Linked DNA regions of Mus musculus: region 1 is linked to region 2. The links are chromatin loops, found by intact Hi-C in ENCODE. Cell type or tissue: left cerebral cortex. All regions are shown on one strand.

The links. A loop is a pair of places that touch in the nucleus more often than their neighbours do. Peaks named below come from ENCODE experiments on the same cell type or tissue, not always from the same donor. Only the 100,000 strongest peaks of a DNase experiment are listed, where the experiment ranks them.
Region 1: it touches region 2 in a loop (2.2-fold over the local background); 3 of 42 quality-filtered maps call a loop at or near these places.

What each region holds. Positions count from the first base shown.
Region 1 is chr17:3,196,343-3,204,342 of GRCm38, forward strand. Scaf8 (SR-related CTD-associated factor 8) reads left to right here. Exons shown (of 20, transcript NM_134123.3): 20 at 418-2,517. The coding sequence ends at 1,868. Among named protein-coding and RNA genes, the nearest start is that of Gm34035, 83 kb to the right of the region's middle. In left cerebral cortex, no CTCF peak of the experiment used is centred here; a DNase peak (open chromatin) is centred at 4,087.
Region 2 is chr17:3,110,446-3,118,445 of GRCm38, forward strand. It overlaps Scaf8 (SR-related CTD-associated factor 8), which reads left to right and starts at 4,527. Exons shown (of 20, transcript NM_134123.3): 1 at 4,527-4,973. The coding sequence starts at 4,944. A230045G11Rik (a long non-coding RNA gene) reads right to left here and starts at 4,839. Exons shown (of 6, transcript XR_003952289.1): 1 at 4,142-4,839; 2 at 3,743-3,900; 3 at 2,843-2,902; 4 at 2,077-2,127. In left cerebral cortex, a CTCF peak has its summit at 4,459 (motif pointing right); DNase peaks (open chromatin) are centred at 3,465, 4,460, 4,728 and 5,284; H3K4me3 peaks cover 3,123 bases; H3K27ac peaks cover 2,270 bases.

The DNA of each region.
Region 1 (8,000 bases), 86 kb after region 2:
CTGCTCTTGGGTGTTGTCAGCATAAGATTACATAAAGTGTTTATTTAGAGGAAGGTAAGAGGTGAAAGCTCGTGCCAAGCACTGTACCAGAGTATCGTCTACCTAGAAATGGTATGCAAAAGCATTCAGCAATTTTTTTTAATGGCCCCACTCTTTGATATCTTAATTGTGGAGAATCACACACAAATAAACCTGACATGTTTGTTCCGAGTATTTTAGTCTGCAGCTGCACTGGGGTTTTAATCTGTGTTTCCCTCTGAACCATCTGAGGTGTGGTGGTCATGCTGTACCTGGTAAAGCCTGGGTCTTTGAGTAGGGAGTTAAAGTTCACTAGCAGGATTATAGCACTAATAATTTCTTTCCTTTTCACAATACAGAAACTGTTACTTTAGATGGTTTGTTCTCTTTCTATTTTAGTGATTCCAAGTGATATTCCAAGTAGTGCTGCAATGTTAGCACAGCCGCCTGGGGCCTCAAGCACCTCTGGGATCCTGTGCGTGCAGAGACCAAATGTATCAAGTAATTCTGAAATTCTGGGGGTTCGTCCAGCTAATGTTTCCAACAGTGCTGCAATTATGGGAGCCCAGCCACCAAATATTCTAAATAACTCTGGAATTTTGGCCATACAGCCACCAAATGTGTCCAGTGGCTCTGGACTTCTTGGGGTACTGCCTCCAAACTTGCCTAACAACTCTGGACTTGTAGGACTACAGCCACCAAATGTTACAAGTCCTGCTGGACTTTTGGGAACACAGCCACCAATTGGACCTCAAAACTTACCACCTTTAGCCATCCCTGCTCAAAGGATGCCCGCGTTGCCAATGTTAGACATTCGCCCAGGACTGATAGCACAGGCTCCCGGGCCACGATTCCCTTTACTACAGCCTGGAATTCCACCACAACGCGGTATCCCTCCCCCATCGGTACTTGATGCAGCTCTTCATCCTCCACCCCGCGGACCTTTTCCTCCAGGAGATCTTTTCAGTCAGCCAGAAAGACCTTTTCTGGCCCCTGGAAGACCAAGTATAGACAATGTTCCCAACCCAGATAAAAGAATACCACTTGGGAATGACAATATTCAGCAGGAAGGGGATAGAGATTACCGCTTTCCTCCTATAGAAACCAGGGAGGGCATTACCAGACCTCCTCAGGTGGATGTTAGGGATGTGGTTGGGCGACGTCTAGATCCCAGAGAAGGCCCTGGAAGGCCTCCATTAGATGCTAGGGATCATTTTGGAAGACCTCCTGTGGACATGAGGGAGAATCTTGTGAGGCCAAGTCTAGACCACCTTGGTCGAAGAGACCACTTTGGCTTTCCCCCAGAGAAGCCTTGGGGGCCTAGAGATTTTGATGAGAGAGAGCATCGAGTTCTGCCTGTCTTTGGTGGTCCAAAAGGCTTACATGAAGAAAGAGGTAGATTTCGGGCTGGAAATTACCGATTTGATCCTAGAAGTGGTCCTTGGAACAGAGGATTTGGTCAAGAAGTTCACAGAGATTTTGATGACCGCAGAAGACCCTGGGAGAGGCAGAGGGATAGGGATGACAGAGATTTTGATTTCTGCAGAGAAATTAATGGAAATCGTCTTGGACGAGATAGAATTCAAAACACTTGGGTTCCCCCTCCTCATGCTCGGGTTTTTGATTATTTCGAAGGGGCCACTTCTCAACGGAAAGGTGATAATGTGCCTCAAGTTAATGGTGAAAATACAGAGAGACATGCTCAGCCACCGCCTTTACCAGTACAGAAGGACCCTGAACTCTATGAGAAACTGGCGTCTTCAGGTGACGTAGACAAGGAGGAGAGCGGCACAGTTGCTGGTGTAGAGAGTGAAGCGGTGGTAGAAAGCACAGAGACTGAGGGGACATAACATCACTCAGTAGGTAAAAGAAACCTTTTGTACAGTTGTCATCTCTGTAAGAGGTTAATGGCTGACTGCACCACACTTGTTCATGTTTATCTACCAGAACTAAGTTAATCTGATGTTCATGTTCACCTTTCTCTTAAAATAATTGTACAACTGACTTGTATAGACATTGTTCTTAATATGAACATGGTAGGTAAACACTTTTTTTTTCTGATAACGTATAAATGTTGCCCCAGATTCTTTTAACGTCAAGGAGATGCTAACGGCTTGTCGGAGACTTCCTATGGAAGAGAAGGTTTTAGACGCTGTCATTGGGTTGGGTATGGCAATGACATATTTCAGAACAGCAAGGTGTGGCCCATTTCCTCCATAACTCTAGGCTGCTGCAGGATTTTAAGGAGACAGACAAAGCTATGACATTTTATGCAAGGACTGGCTCTAGATTCTTGAGGAGCATAATACAGAGATTTTAAAAAGTGATTTTGTAAAAATCTCCACGATGGTCTCTGTTACTCCAAAGTAAGTGTGTGTGATTTGTTCCTCATACTGCAATAAGTAAAAAGAAAAAAGCAAACAACATAAACATTCAAAGACGTTTCAATGTTGGGTGAATTTTGTTTTTAGATGCCAATAAAACTTACTTGTTTGATAACAGTGTTCTAGGAATTGTATTTTTTTAACCTACAAATTCTTAAAACTGAACTGTTAGTAGTATGTACTTAGCTGTTGAAGTTTCTCATTACCCTTTAACAACAATGAATAGTTGTGTGCTGAGAAAAGCCTGTATTTGATATAAAAACCATGCAGTCTGAACAATATGTATGTAGTATCTATGTATACTTATTGTATAAGCCATGTAGTTTTTCCTTCTCTGCATGTCTGTCTCTGCTCATACAGAGAAAAAGAATGTCTTTAAAAGTTTAATATTCTTTAAAGCTTGATAGAAAATTGGGAACACTGGGTAAATTAACATTCCTCATGTTTATAGCATTTTTTTAATCTTGATAAGTGTGAAGTAAGAAATTAGAAGTATATTGCCTGAGAGACAGTTTTTTGGTGCTTTAATATGGCTAAACACAGAGCCAGATGTGGCACCTAGTCAGATTTCACATTAAGTGATGACAATTTCTCACACTATCTGCTGTTCTTGTAGATGAGACTGTCATTAAGGAGCTTAGTTCACGTGCATGCCATCAGTTTCTTAATTGCATAGAATGTATATTGGCATTGATGGCATAAGTCAGGAATAAAGCTTCCATCATGTGTTTTGTAGTCTCTGAGTAACACTGTTTAGACAAGGCTCTAAGGTAAAGGAGGAGAAATGTTTGGGGTTGGCTTCCTATTTGCTTTTGCTCTTAAGTTTCATTTCTTTGCTGGTTTTGTTTTTTTTTTTTTGCATTTTCCACATTCTGCATATACATGATAAAAGGCCATCAGTAGTTTCTAGTTTCCAGTGGAGGTTTCCCATGATTCTGTGAGCACTCAGTTCCTTTCTTTTGCGTTTTCAGCCGTGCATCCTTTGCTCTGTCTAGAATCTCTAAGCTGTGACAGAGTACACGAGGCATTTAAAGTAAGACTTGTTTGTGTGCTCCTCTGGTGATGCTCTAGACAGCTATGAGATTTGTAGCCAAAAGAAAGAGTCTTTTCTCACACAGCCTGAACCTGTGAATTCAGACAGTAGGGCATAATCTATTTGGTTGATTGGGTAAGGCAGGTAAGAGAAGAAGTGCTTGAATATTTACTTCCAAAGCAACTCAGTTAATAGTTTGATTTGATGCTAGGTCTTTCCCTTAGGATAAAAAGTCAAAATTGCAACCTTGGGGCAGAGTAAATATTCAGGGAAGACTGGCTTTGGCCTTTAGGAAATGGTAGTGAATACAGTTCCTCACAAGTACTTTAGTTCCATTTTTCTCTGATCAGAATTTATGGACATTTAGTCAAGTTAAGTAGCAATATAAACAAGCTTACTTGTTAGTGGTCTGTTTTTAATTCTAAGCTTTTGGCCTTCCGTGGGTACTTGAGAAGGGTTGCACTTGCACTAGTTTGAAGGTTCTAGAAAGTGCAAGTTAGCCCAGCATTGGCAGAACCGTGTCACCTTGTGCATGTTTGGGGACACTTTTCCTTTCAGACAAAAGCGATTACTCTTTGCTTGCCCCCCTTGTCCTTGTTTGTCATTATAACAGTAAGGAAGGACTTGCTCACCCTCAGTCATAACCATTCCAGATGAGTCTGGCTTAGGATCTGCCGCAGTCCGTAGGCCTGCTGCCAATTGGAAACACATGTGAGGAGCGGCCCAGCCACTGAGTGCACTGCTTTGTGGTTTTTTGGGCAGTACTGTATGGTACACTGAATCACACCGTGGGGATCATCAAGCCCTGGGCCAGTTTTATGCTGGGCGTTCTCCCACTGAGCTACACCCAACAGCCCTACGTGGTTTCAGTGTGTGCCACGGCAGAGTGATGCCACACTCTGCAGTGTAGCAGACTGAACTGCTTAACTGTACAAATTTCATGAAGCATGGTCTCTGTTCTTAGCATTAGTGTATGTACTGCAGTTGGTAATTTCTCCCATGTCTGGAAACATGCAACAAAGCCATATTGATAAGCAGCGCTCATTTAATGTTGCTGTATAGGAGGAGGTACTAATCAGAAGTGAATGGAAGGTCCAAGTAGTGTAAGTGGCCCATTCAGAGCACAAGGTAATTTCACTAACACTTTATTCTTATCAGAGTACTTCCTCTCATCTGGGAATTTTGCTGCTTTATTAAATTTATCTTCACTCCTATGAAAAATTATACTTTGATAGAGACTGGGAGCATTATTGTTAAAGTTACTTTAAAAAATACTTTTTAATTAATTTTTCAATATATTGCTCACTGCCCCCCTCTCGGTCATTCCCTCCCATAATCCTTACCCCTTCCCTACTCCCCTTCTCCTCTGAATTGGTGGAACACTACCCCACCCCACCCCAGCCTCCCCCACCCTGGCACTTCAAGTTGCTGCAAGACTAAGCGCTTTCTCTTCCCACTGAGCCAGACAAGGCAGCCCAGCTAGAAGAACATATCCCAGGAACAGACACCAGCTTTTGGGATAGCCCCTGATCCAGTGGTTCAAGGGCCCACATGACGATCACCTAGTACATATGCACAGAGAGGCCTAGGTCCAGTCTGTTTAGGTTCTTTGACTGGTGGTTTATTCTCTGATAACCCCCAAGGGTTCAGGTTAGTTGACTCGGTTGGTCTTCCTGTGGAGTTCTATCTCCTTAGGGGCCTGCAATCCTTCCTCCTCTTCTTCCATGAGTCCCCAAGCTCCATCCACTCTTTGGCTGTGGGTGTCTGCATCTGTCTAGGTAGAGCCTCTCAGAGAATTACGTGCCCTGTCTACAATCATAACAGAGTATCATTAATAGTGCCAGGGATTGGTGCTTGTCCATGGGATGGGTCTCTAGTTGAGTTCGTTATTGGTTGGCTATTCCCTCAGTCTCTGCTTCATCCCTTGTGCCTGCATTTGTTGTAGACAGGATATATTTGGGGTTGAAAGTTTTGTGGGTGGGTTGGTGTTTCTATCACTCCCCTGGGGTTCTTGCCTGGCCACAGGAGGCAGCCTCTTCAGGCTTCATGTCCCCAGTGCTGTGAGTCACTGCCAAGGACACCCCATTGATTCTTGGGCACCTCCTCTATCCCAGGTCTCTGTGTCCTCCTGGAACAACCCCCCCCCCCCATCAGTTGCAGATTTCCATTAATTCTCATGGCCATTCAGCAATCCCCCTACCTCTCCCCACACCTGATTCTGAACCCCACCAACACTCCCCTCCCAATCTCCTCTTCCACCCAGTTCCCTCCCTCCATCTTCCTCTTAAGACTATTTTATTCCCCCTTCCAAGTGAGACTTGAGCATCCTTGCTTGTGCCCTCCTTTCTCTCCAGCCTCCTTGGATCTGTGGAGCGTAGCATGGGTATCCTGTATTTTATGGCTAATATCCACTTATAAGTGGAATACATATATATGGTGCATGCCCTTTTGTGACTGGATTACCCCACACAGGATGATATTCTCAAGATCCATCTATCTCATCGAGTCTTTGTTTTTCATAAATAGTATTCCATTGTATATATGTACTAAAAAAAACTTAAAAATAGTGAATCTCATTGGATAAAATGCTGTTAATTGCAAGCAATACTACTCAGAAATGGGAAATGTTTCCAGTAAAATATACAATGACTGTAAAATAATTCCTAACTCAGAACAGAATCAAAGAAAAAGGGAACATACAAAGTAGACAGTCGACAGATTAGTGAACATGTGTGAATTACTATAGTGAGCGAATTGAATGCATTTCTTGCCCATCTATTCTAGCACCCGTCCACTCTGAGCACGTGATTTCAAGGATATTATATTTTCCTCACTGTGTTCAGATGGGTATGCGTGATCTTTGAACCAAGACATTTTATATTCAATTAAAATATTTTTGCTGTACCCTATGTGCCTTTATATTAATAGTAAGACATTATTTAGTAGGTGCTGTGTTAGTAAACTATTTCAGCACCTTTTAGATTTCTCCCTTTGTACACAAGTATTGTGCTTACATACTGCATAAAGATGAGAGCATGTATCATTTTTAAGGCAGGCAGATAAAGCACTGAATTATTTAATCACAGATGCTGCAGTGTGACATAGGATTATGTTCTTCCCAAGTGTTCTTGCTGTGGCTTTTGTATAAAATGCAGCATCTTTTAAACTGTGTGAGCTGTGGGCACTACAAGTGTGAAGGTCACGTCTAAAGGAAAACAATCATTTAATGAAAGATTAGCAATGATACTCTGATCCAGCACAGCTTACTTACAGGAAGGATCAATTTAATGTCAGTACACACACAAAGTGATTTGAGTGTGCTGCTCCCTGTGGTCCCCACTTTCTCGGAGCTGTTAGCAGTCATTGTGTGGCTCCGACTTGTAAGAGGCTTCATGACACACCCATAGGTACGTGTGCATGAGTTACCGTAGACACACCTTCCACTGTTTAATCCTACCTACTTTCAAATCTATATTGAATATGTTTCTTCCCCTTCTAGTTGTTAGGTCAGGGTCTCACGCTGATAGTTAAGGCTGGGCTTGAACTCATGACAATCCCCCACCCCCACCCCCGCCCTGTTCTTATATAAGTGTTCACTAGCCACTATACCTGGTTTACACACAGCACTCTCGAAATTGTTTTCTACTATTCTGATCTTTAGACTGTTTCCAGCATTTAATACCTTAACTAGTGGAATGCCGTGGAACACAGGCCACTCAGGATTCTGAAAGAAGTAAGCTCCTAAGTCCAACCAGAGTCACATAAAATATTCTAGTTTCATAGAATTACCTATAGTGGTATAGAAAGCAATACATTTTGCCAGTTGATGCTGGAGGGTGACTAAAATGTAGAGTAGTCATCATAGTTTAAGTTCATACTTTAAAAGTGAACTATTGCACCAAGAAAGACCTGGAAACAGAACCATGAAATGACTATAGGAAACATTTTCTTTACTTACACAGGCTTTATAGACTAGTTCAAGTTTTTACTTTATCTTGACAGATTATAATTGTTAAATTGGTCAGAAACTGGCCTCAATGCCATTAATAGGACTACATAGATGGTCTGTACATGAGGAACTAACACAAGTCAGTGGTTTCTCTAGGCTCCTTGCTTAGACTAAGCTCCCCTTACCCTTCTTTGTTCTAAAAATTATCAACGATTGAGAACAAAGACCTGGAGGCTCCTTTCCTTCCCTCCCTCTCTCCTTCTCAGACATTCTCTCTTTGCTTTTATATCGAAGGGGGAAGAAGGTGTAATTGTATAAAATGTTAGATGCTTTAGGCTGTAAACTGAGACTACAGTTGCTCATGGCCAGATGTGTGGTTTAATGGCTATGCACATTGTCCCTTGAGGCAGTCTATAGGGACTTCCCCCCCAGGTACTGGAATCCACAAAGGTTCAGTTCAGTCTTCATTCCTTCTGTGTACATTAGGTCATCTCGAGGTTACTTTTAATGCCAAGACCGATGTGATAACAGTGCTGTTAGGTACTGCACCCTGTTGTTAAGGGAATAGGGTCTGTCTGTTCAGTAGGAGCCTTGCTTTCCTCCCCACTCCCCAAAT
Region 2 (8,000 bases):
CTCATAGAATTGGGAGTGCTTCTACTTCAAGACCCAGCTATATCACTCCTGGGTTTATACCCAGAGGTCACTCCATTCTACCCAACCCACTTACTCAAATATGTTCATTGTAGCTTTATTCATAACAACTAGAAACTGGAAACAACCTAGATGTTTCTTAACCAAAGAACTTAAATAAAGAAAATGAAGCATATTTATACATCGTGTGTTACTCAGATTAAAAAAAATGACATCCTTGGCCCAGAAAGATAAACATGATATATCATCACTTATAAGTGGATATTAGCTGTCAAAGAAGACCACACTACAATCTATAGACCGAGAGAGACTAAGTATTAACAAGGAGGGCTCTAAACAAGACACACAGATCTTTCTGGGAAGGGGAGATAGATTTTTCAAGTGTCCTGTCAGTGGGTGGGTGGGGATGGGAAGGAATCAGATCAAGAAGGGAGGGGCAGAGGGGAAAGAGTCCTGGGAGAAGATTGACTGGAATAAGGGGGCATTTAGGAGGCTGTGTGGAAATCTATTGCAGCAGAAACTCTCTGGAATCTAAGAGTATTACAATAGTGAGGACTCCTAGTAATAGAGGATACAGAGCCTGAACTGGCCATCTTTGGTAACCTGGGAGGGCTCCCAGTTGTGGGACCAACACCAACCCAACCACAAAACCTCCAACCCACACGTGTCCTACCAGCAAGATGTGCTGAGGCAATGGTGGCTCAGAGATTGTGGGAATGGTCAAACAATCATTGGTCTAATTTGAGGGCCAAGCCATGAGAAGGAGCCCATGACTGACACTGCCTGGATGGTCAGAAATGGAAGCTGAATGGCTCAGAGACCTAGGAAAAGACTATGAGGATTGCTGTCTATATGCAGGTGAGGGCAGGTACAAGATAAGGTGAAAGCCTGTGATTGGGCAGTGGAAAAGGAAGGTGGGCTGAGAATTTTAGAGATGAGTACAGAGAGTAGAGGGAGAGAAGGAGGAAAGGAGAGGAAGAGACAAGATGGAACCTATAGGAGAGGAAGAGGAGCCAGAACCACAGTTTTGGGAGCCGTAAGTATTGGGGATTTCTTAAATAGATGATTAAATTATAAGTAGGGTGTGCTTGCCCTATCTAGGAGTGTAGCCTGTGTTTATATCAATTGAGTTTTGAGTTCATTGTGCAGGTATTTTGTGGGTTGAGAATTTGCTAATACAAATCTGACTGAGATGGGCAACCATGGAAACCCCTGAGGAGATAGAAGTAGAGAGTCATTGCATGGGGTTAACCATGAAGGCAGCAAGGTTGCGGGGAGAGTGAGTAGCTGGTGATAGGGCCGGATGGTGCCTTTTTTTTTTTTTTTAAATTTATTTTTATTAGGTACTTTCTTCATTTATATTTCCAATGCTATCCCAAAAGTCCCCTACACGCTCCCCCACCCACTCCCCCACCCTCCCACTCCCACTTCTTGGCCCTGGCGTTCCCCTGTACTGGGCATATAAAGTTTGCATGACCAATGGGCCTCTCTTTCCACTGATGACCGACTAGGCCATCTTCTGCTACATATGGAGCTAGAGACATGAGCTCTGGAGGTACTGGTTAGTTCATATTGTTGTTCCACCTATGGGGTTGCAGACCCCTTTAGCTCCTTGGGTACTTTCTCTAGCTTCTCCACTGGGGGCCCTGTGATCCATCCAATAGCTGACTGACTATGAGCATCCACTTCTGTGTTTGCTAGGCCCCAGCCTAGTCTCACAAGAGACAGCTATATCTGGGTCCTTTCAGCAAAATCTTGCTGGTATATGCAATGGTGTCAGCGTTTGGAGGCTGATTATGGGATGGATCCCTGGATATGGCAGTCTCTAGATGGTCCATCCTTTCGTTTCAGCTCCAAACTTTGTCTCTGTAACTCCTTCCATGGGTGTTTTATTCCCAATTCTAAGAAGGGGCAAAGTGTCCACACTTTGGTCTTCGTTCTTCTTGAGTTTCATGTGTTTTGCAAATTGTATCTTGTATCTTGGGTATTCTAAGCACTGGGCTAATATCCACTTATCAGTGAGTACATATTGTGCGAGTTCTTTTGTGATTGGGTTACCTCACTCAGGATGATGCCCTCCAGGTAGATGGTACCTTTTCAAAAGATTTCCTGCAACGAGACAAACACGACTGACGAATCCCTCCTCCCCGAAAAAAAAAAAAAAGTTTAATAAAATGATTCCCAAACTCATATGTTACCGCCTAGCCCAATTGACATCAGAGAGGCTTCCTCTGGCAGTTAATGTGAATGGATGCAGAGACCCACAACCAAAGGCAGAGCTTGGGGAACCCTAGGGAATAGGGGAAGAAGGATTGTAGGAGCCTGGGGTGAAGGACACCTGGGAAACATGGACCACAGAATCATCTAAGTAGGCCTCATAGGAGCTCACAGAGACTGAAGCAACAATCACAGCCTGCAGGGTCTGTACTAGGTTCTCTGCATACATGCTGTGGTTGTTTGTGGGATTTGAGGGAAAGGGAAACTAGAGAGAAACTGGGCTGAGCGTAGGGAGGGAATGCTGCAGTTGTGAACGTGTTGTATGAGAGAAGAATAAAAAATATAAAAATGAATAATTGTGTGATTTTGAACTGGGGGATATTAAAAATAATAAAAAAAGATTATGAACTCTAAAGGGTAGGGGGGACGGAGGATTTCCAAGTGGAGAGGGATGGATGGGCTGGTATGATATAGGAACAATGCTCATTATGACATTAACAAACTAAAATGGTAGAAGCAGCAGGAGACAAATTGTAGTTTTCAGAAGAAGTGTGGAGGAGGTGGGCTTTGCTTAGCTTACAGTAACAGTGAATGTTGTAAAACTAACCTGGCCTTTGAGCTCCTTGAATGAAATTCTGTGGGAAAGGTAGTGTCTCCAAGGGTTCTCCTGAAAGAGAGACATCTTTCATTTGCCACTGTATGAGTCCATGATCTATGCATATTTGGGCATTCATATGATTAAAATCACATACCACTCCACATGCACACTCCTGTACACATGGGCTTGTATGCATACAGACCCCTTTCTAGTTAGAAGACATATATGGTAAGAATAAAATAAATGGTATGATAAATTACCAGTGCCATGGCACTATAAAACTATATATTCTATACTTTAATTCTATTGGTAATAGGATAGGTTTACTTATGCCAGAACCATCTCTAACATGAGATACGCTGTGCACTGCTATGCTAAAATGTCTCTGACATCATATGATGGGACTTTTCAGTTTTATCATCTCTTATGGACAGAGAGCAGACAAATGCTCTCTGTTGTCAAGGGACAGTGTGGAAGACTGCCATGTGCAGAGAGGTAGCAGAGCCTTCACACCAATGCAAGATGGAAGGATGTATTTAAAGGGCAATGGAAAAGTATCACAGGGGGTTAAGCAAGGGATGTGTCTAAAATATATCATTTTGGCTACTGTCCAGAAAAATGCAAGCTACTCGGAGACAGCAGGATCGTCAGGGTTAGGCCTGTGAGTACTGGAAGAGGTGGAGATGATCTGCTTTAGAGATAGCAGGTGAAAAAAATGGAAGAGTCCCATTGTAATTTTTACCTTCGAAACGGCCAGCACCAGGAGCAAAGCTGTGAATGAAGCCGACTTAAAAGACTATTTCATAAGCCTCTTGACTTAGCTCTTAGGAAATACTAATCTAAAGCAGCCCATCCCCCCACCCCTTCCTTTTGCATGAATTTGGGAAGAGCGAAGGCAATTAGCAGTACCTGTGGGAACGTTCAGTGGGAACAATCGTTCCCCCGCCGGGTTTAACTTCAAGCAAGCACGAAGCATTTTCACCCGTACCACGTCTGGATCCTAAAACCCGCAATTATCCCTCTGCTCCGATAACCTGGGGCCAAATTCCTTCGGAATAACCCACCTCCTAAAAAACCAAAAACAACAACAAACAAACAACAACAACAAAACCAGGTTGCATATCCGCGTCCAAACGGGGGCGTTCCGGGTTCCTTCCCGCCTCCGGGGTGCCCAGGCCCGGCTCGCGCAGCTCGCATTTCCCGCACGGCGGCTGCACGCGACCCGAGCCACCTCGTGTGTGCAGCGTCTGTCCCCCGCCGCCAGGACGCCGGGGCACAATGGTGGCGATGAGTAATGTAAGTCAATACCCGCTAAAGTTCTCAAAGGCACTTCAATCCCTCCTCCACCGCAGGTGCCATCCCACCCGGAAGCGGCAACGAAGACACCGTAGTTTCCTCCATTCGGTCTCTTCCCCTGAACTTTGTTTTTGCTTGTTTCTAGAGCGGCGCTCATCCGCGGGATCGGCCACCCGAAGCCCCTCCGTCCAGCCGCAGCGCTCGCTCCCGCGGCCCGGGATGAGGACAGCCAAGGGCCTCGGGTCCCCCGCTCCCGCCGCAGCGACTCCAGACGCTCTGGCCCACGCCATCTCTATGGTCTGGCGCGGCCGCGGACCTCGCGCGGCCTGGTCGCCAGGGGGCGCGCTGGCTGGCGCCGCCGACTCCGAGTGCGCGGCTCGACCGCGTCCGCCATATTGGATGCCGCAGCCGCCGCGGTCAGCGCTTCCTCCTGTGTCTTCGCTGCGCGCTGCAGGTTCCCGCGGCCTAGGCGGCAGGGAGGTGACACAGGAGCCCGTGGGAGGAAGAGGAAGGAGGAGAAGGGGGTGGAGAGTGGAGGGGGCCGAAGCTTGAGTGTGGAGGCCGCTTCCGAGCGAGGCGGAGAAGCAGAGAAGGCGCCGCGCCAGCCCCTCCCCCGCCGCCGACCCGCCCCGGCGGCCTCCGTCCTGCTCACTGCGCCCGCCCCGCGGCCATGCTGGGGCCTCGCCGGCGCTGAGGAGCGTCGCCTGCTCGCAGTGCTCCGCGGCCTCCTGGGCCCGTCGCCCGCCTTTCCGCACGCATCGCACCCGGCCGCCGCCTCTTCCTCCGTCGGGCCCCGGGCCTCTGCGCAGACAACATGGAGGCCGTGAAGACCTTCAACAGCGAGGTTCGTACCGCAACCCGGCCTCCCCGCCAGGCTCGGCCCGGCCCGGCCCGGGGCTCGCGAGCCGAGCAAGGGCGCGGGCCGCAAGCAGCCTCCCCCGGGTGGGGCGACGGCGGCCGGGCGGCCGTGGGGGAGGGGAACGGCCCGCGCCCCTCCCGGGGCCGGGCAGGGCTGAGGGAAGGCAGGGGGAGGGCCGGTCCCCAAGGCGGCCGCGCCACGCTCCCGGGTGGGTTCCACCGAGGACTATCACCTCCCACCCCCCACCTCGCGCACGGCCCGTGGCCTGGCAGGGTCTGAACTGTTTGCAGGACATCACTCTGCAGGCCCTCCCCGGTGGTGACTGAGGAAGCTGACACACGGATGCGAGGCCCTGGAGAGGACCCACGGTGTGGTGATCCATGGTCACGTTACACGTAGTGTTTATTATTGAGGTTCTGTTGACTAGGTGACTTGGCAGCCAGGGACTTCGCTAATTGGATGGTTGGTAGCAGGCAAATTTATTCTGCGATCTCCCCCCCCTCCTTTTTTTTTTTTCTTTTTTAATTTCTGCTTGCCCTTCTGATCATCAGTTAGGGAGGAAAAGACACAAGTGCTCGGGAGAGTGTGTGCACTCAGAGGGGGTTAGAAGCTTGGAGAATCATTTGCCAGGGCCTCATTCACATGTCAGGCCAAGCAGATTTTTAATTTTCTTTTTTTAATGCAGGTGTCCAATTTTTACTCTTTGCTGGGTTTACTGATCTGATTGGAAGGCAGGCTTCGACAAAATAAATTCGATTTCTTCTTAAGGAATAATAGCAATTCGGACATTAAATGTAGCAAATTCCGGCTCAGCTCAGCATTATCTACTTGTACCTTTTAGAAACATAATTAAATGTATGCTAATTAGCATAGTTTTCAGAACTTTTGATTTGGGGATGTTAATGCTCAGTAATATGACATTTAATGTCTTAAGTACATGAGTTTTTAAAATAGCATCTGTGGCTGCCCAAATGGGACAGTGCTCTTAAATGCCTTTCTGCAATTTCATCGTAATTTTTGTTTGTTTGTTTATTTATGGTAGGTAGCCTTGGGAAAGGCTGCAAAAAGGGTTGTTGAAAGTTAGATCAAGTTCTTGAATATGCGTCTTACTTTAAGTAGTGGTGACCTTCCTGATACTGAGAGCAATACATTTGGAAATCTTGTGAATTTATAACTGATAATATGGGCAGTTATCCTCTTATGAAACTTAATTCTCTCTCCCAATGATATATATTTAGAATATGGAATAAAAGGAATTTAGTGATACTGTAAATAACTTTTTTTTTGGTTTTTTGACACAGGGTTTCTCTGTGTAGCCCTGGCTATCTTCGAACTCACTTTGTAGACCAGGCTGGTCTCGAACTCAGAAATCCGCCTGCCTCTGCCTCCCGAGTGCTGGGATTAAAGGCGTGCGCCACCACTGCCTGGTTCCTGTAAATAAGTTTTTAGTATGTTGTTAACTATATAAGAAAACAGCCAAGTTGCTTTTTAATTTGCTGCATACAGCACTAATAATGAAGTTCTTTAGTTACAAAAAAAAGGTCCCTTCTTATGTGGGCTTGGTGGTGAATGCCTTTGATGATGCTAGTACTCTGAGAGGCAGAGGAAGATGGGTCTCTCGGAGTTCACGGCCATATGTACATGTATATGAGTGTACATATAGAGTTCCAGGACAGCTAGGACTGTAATTTCTCTCTTAAAATAGCAACAACAGCAAAACCTCACTTATTTCCAAATTACCGAATTTAACCCTCTTCCACTGTTGTACTGGCTAGTTTTGTGTCACCTTGACATAGGCTGGAGTGACACAGAGAAAGGAGATTCAGTTGGGAAAGTGCCTCCATGAGATCCAGCTGTAAGGCATTTTCTCAATTAGTGATCAAGGGTTTCAGGCCCCTTGTGGGTGGTGCCATCTCTGGCTGGTAGTCTTGGGTTCTATAAGAGAGCAGGCTGAGCAAGCCAGGGGAAGCAAGCCAGTAAAGAACATCCCTCCATGGCCTCTGCATCAGCTCCTGCTTCCTGACCTGCTTGAGTTCCAGTCCTGACTTCCTTGGTGATGAACAGCAGTGTGGAAGTGTAAGCTGAATAAACCCTTTCCTCCCCAACTTGCTTCTTGGTCATGATGTTTGTGCAGGAATAGAAACCCTGACTAAAGCCAGGCGGTGGTGGCACACGCCTTTAGTCCTAGCACTCCGGACAGAGGCAGGCAGATTTCTGAGTTCAAGGCCAGCCTGGTCTACAACGTGAGTTCCAGGACAGCCAGGGCTATACAGAGAAACCTTGTCTTGAAAAGACCAAAAAGAAAAAAAAGAAACCCTGACTAAGATAACTGTGCTTAGTTTTCTTCTTTGTTTAGGAGATTCCTAATGTGTCTGTCCTCCTTTCCCTAAGAGGCTTTATCAGAGCTCCCACCATGATAGGTATAAACAAGTATTAGTGCTCTGAGAGCACACTAGAGCAGTGTGGAGAAGGAGCTGTGAGTGTGGGCTGTATTGGAAGGAGAAGGGCTGGTGGGCACACGGCTGGTGGGCTGTGCTGCCTCCTGGAGCTCTTGGCTGTGTTGCACTGTTTCTCTCTCTTCCTTTTTTCCCCTAAGGATTTCAGACTACTTAAGTGTTTTCCTTTCTATCTTGATAATGTTGTTATCAGTTTGAAGTGGGGTTAGCCTAAAAGTAGAGGATAGACTCAAGGTCAAGGAGACGTACCCTCAGACTGGAAGTTGGAAGTAGGCAAGGGTCCACTTCAGAGATAAATGTCCCTCTCAGTCCTCTTTATTTGGGAGAAGTCCTCACTTAGATTGCCTAGGCTGGTAACACGGGAGCTAACTCTGTAGTCCAGACAGGAGTTGTATTTGTTATGTGATACTCCTGCCTCAGCCTCTCTGGTAGCAGGATTATATAGGCTTGCACCAGGCTTGGTCCCTGTATACTTTTGTTTAAGAACAAAATGCATAGCCTTGTTAATTTAGAAGAGAAAGCCTGATTGACCGTTCTGCATACATGGCTGCTGTGG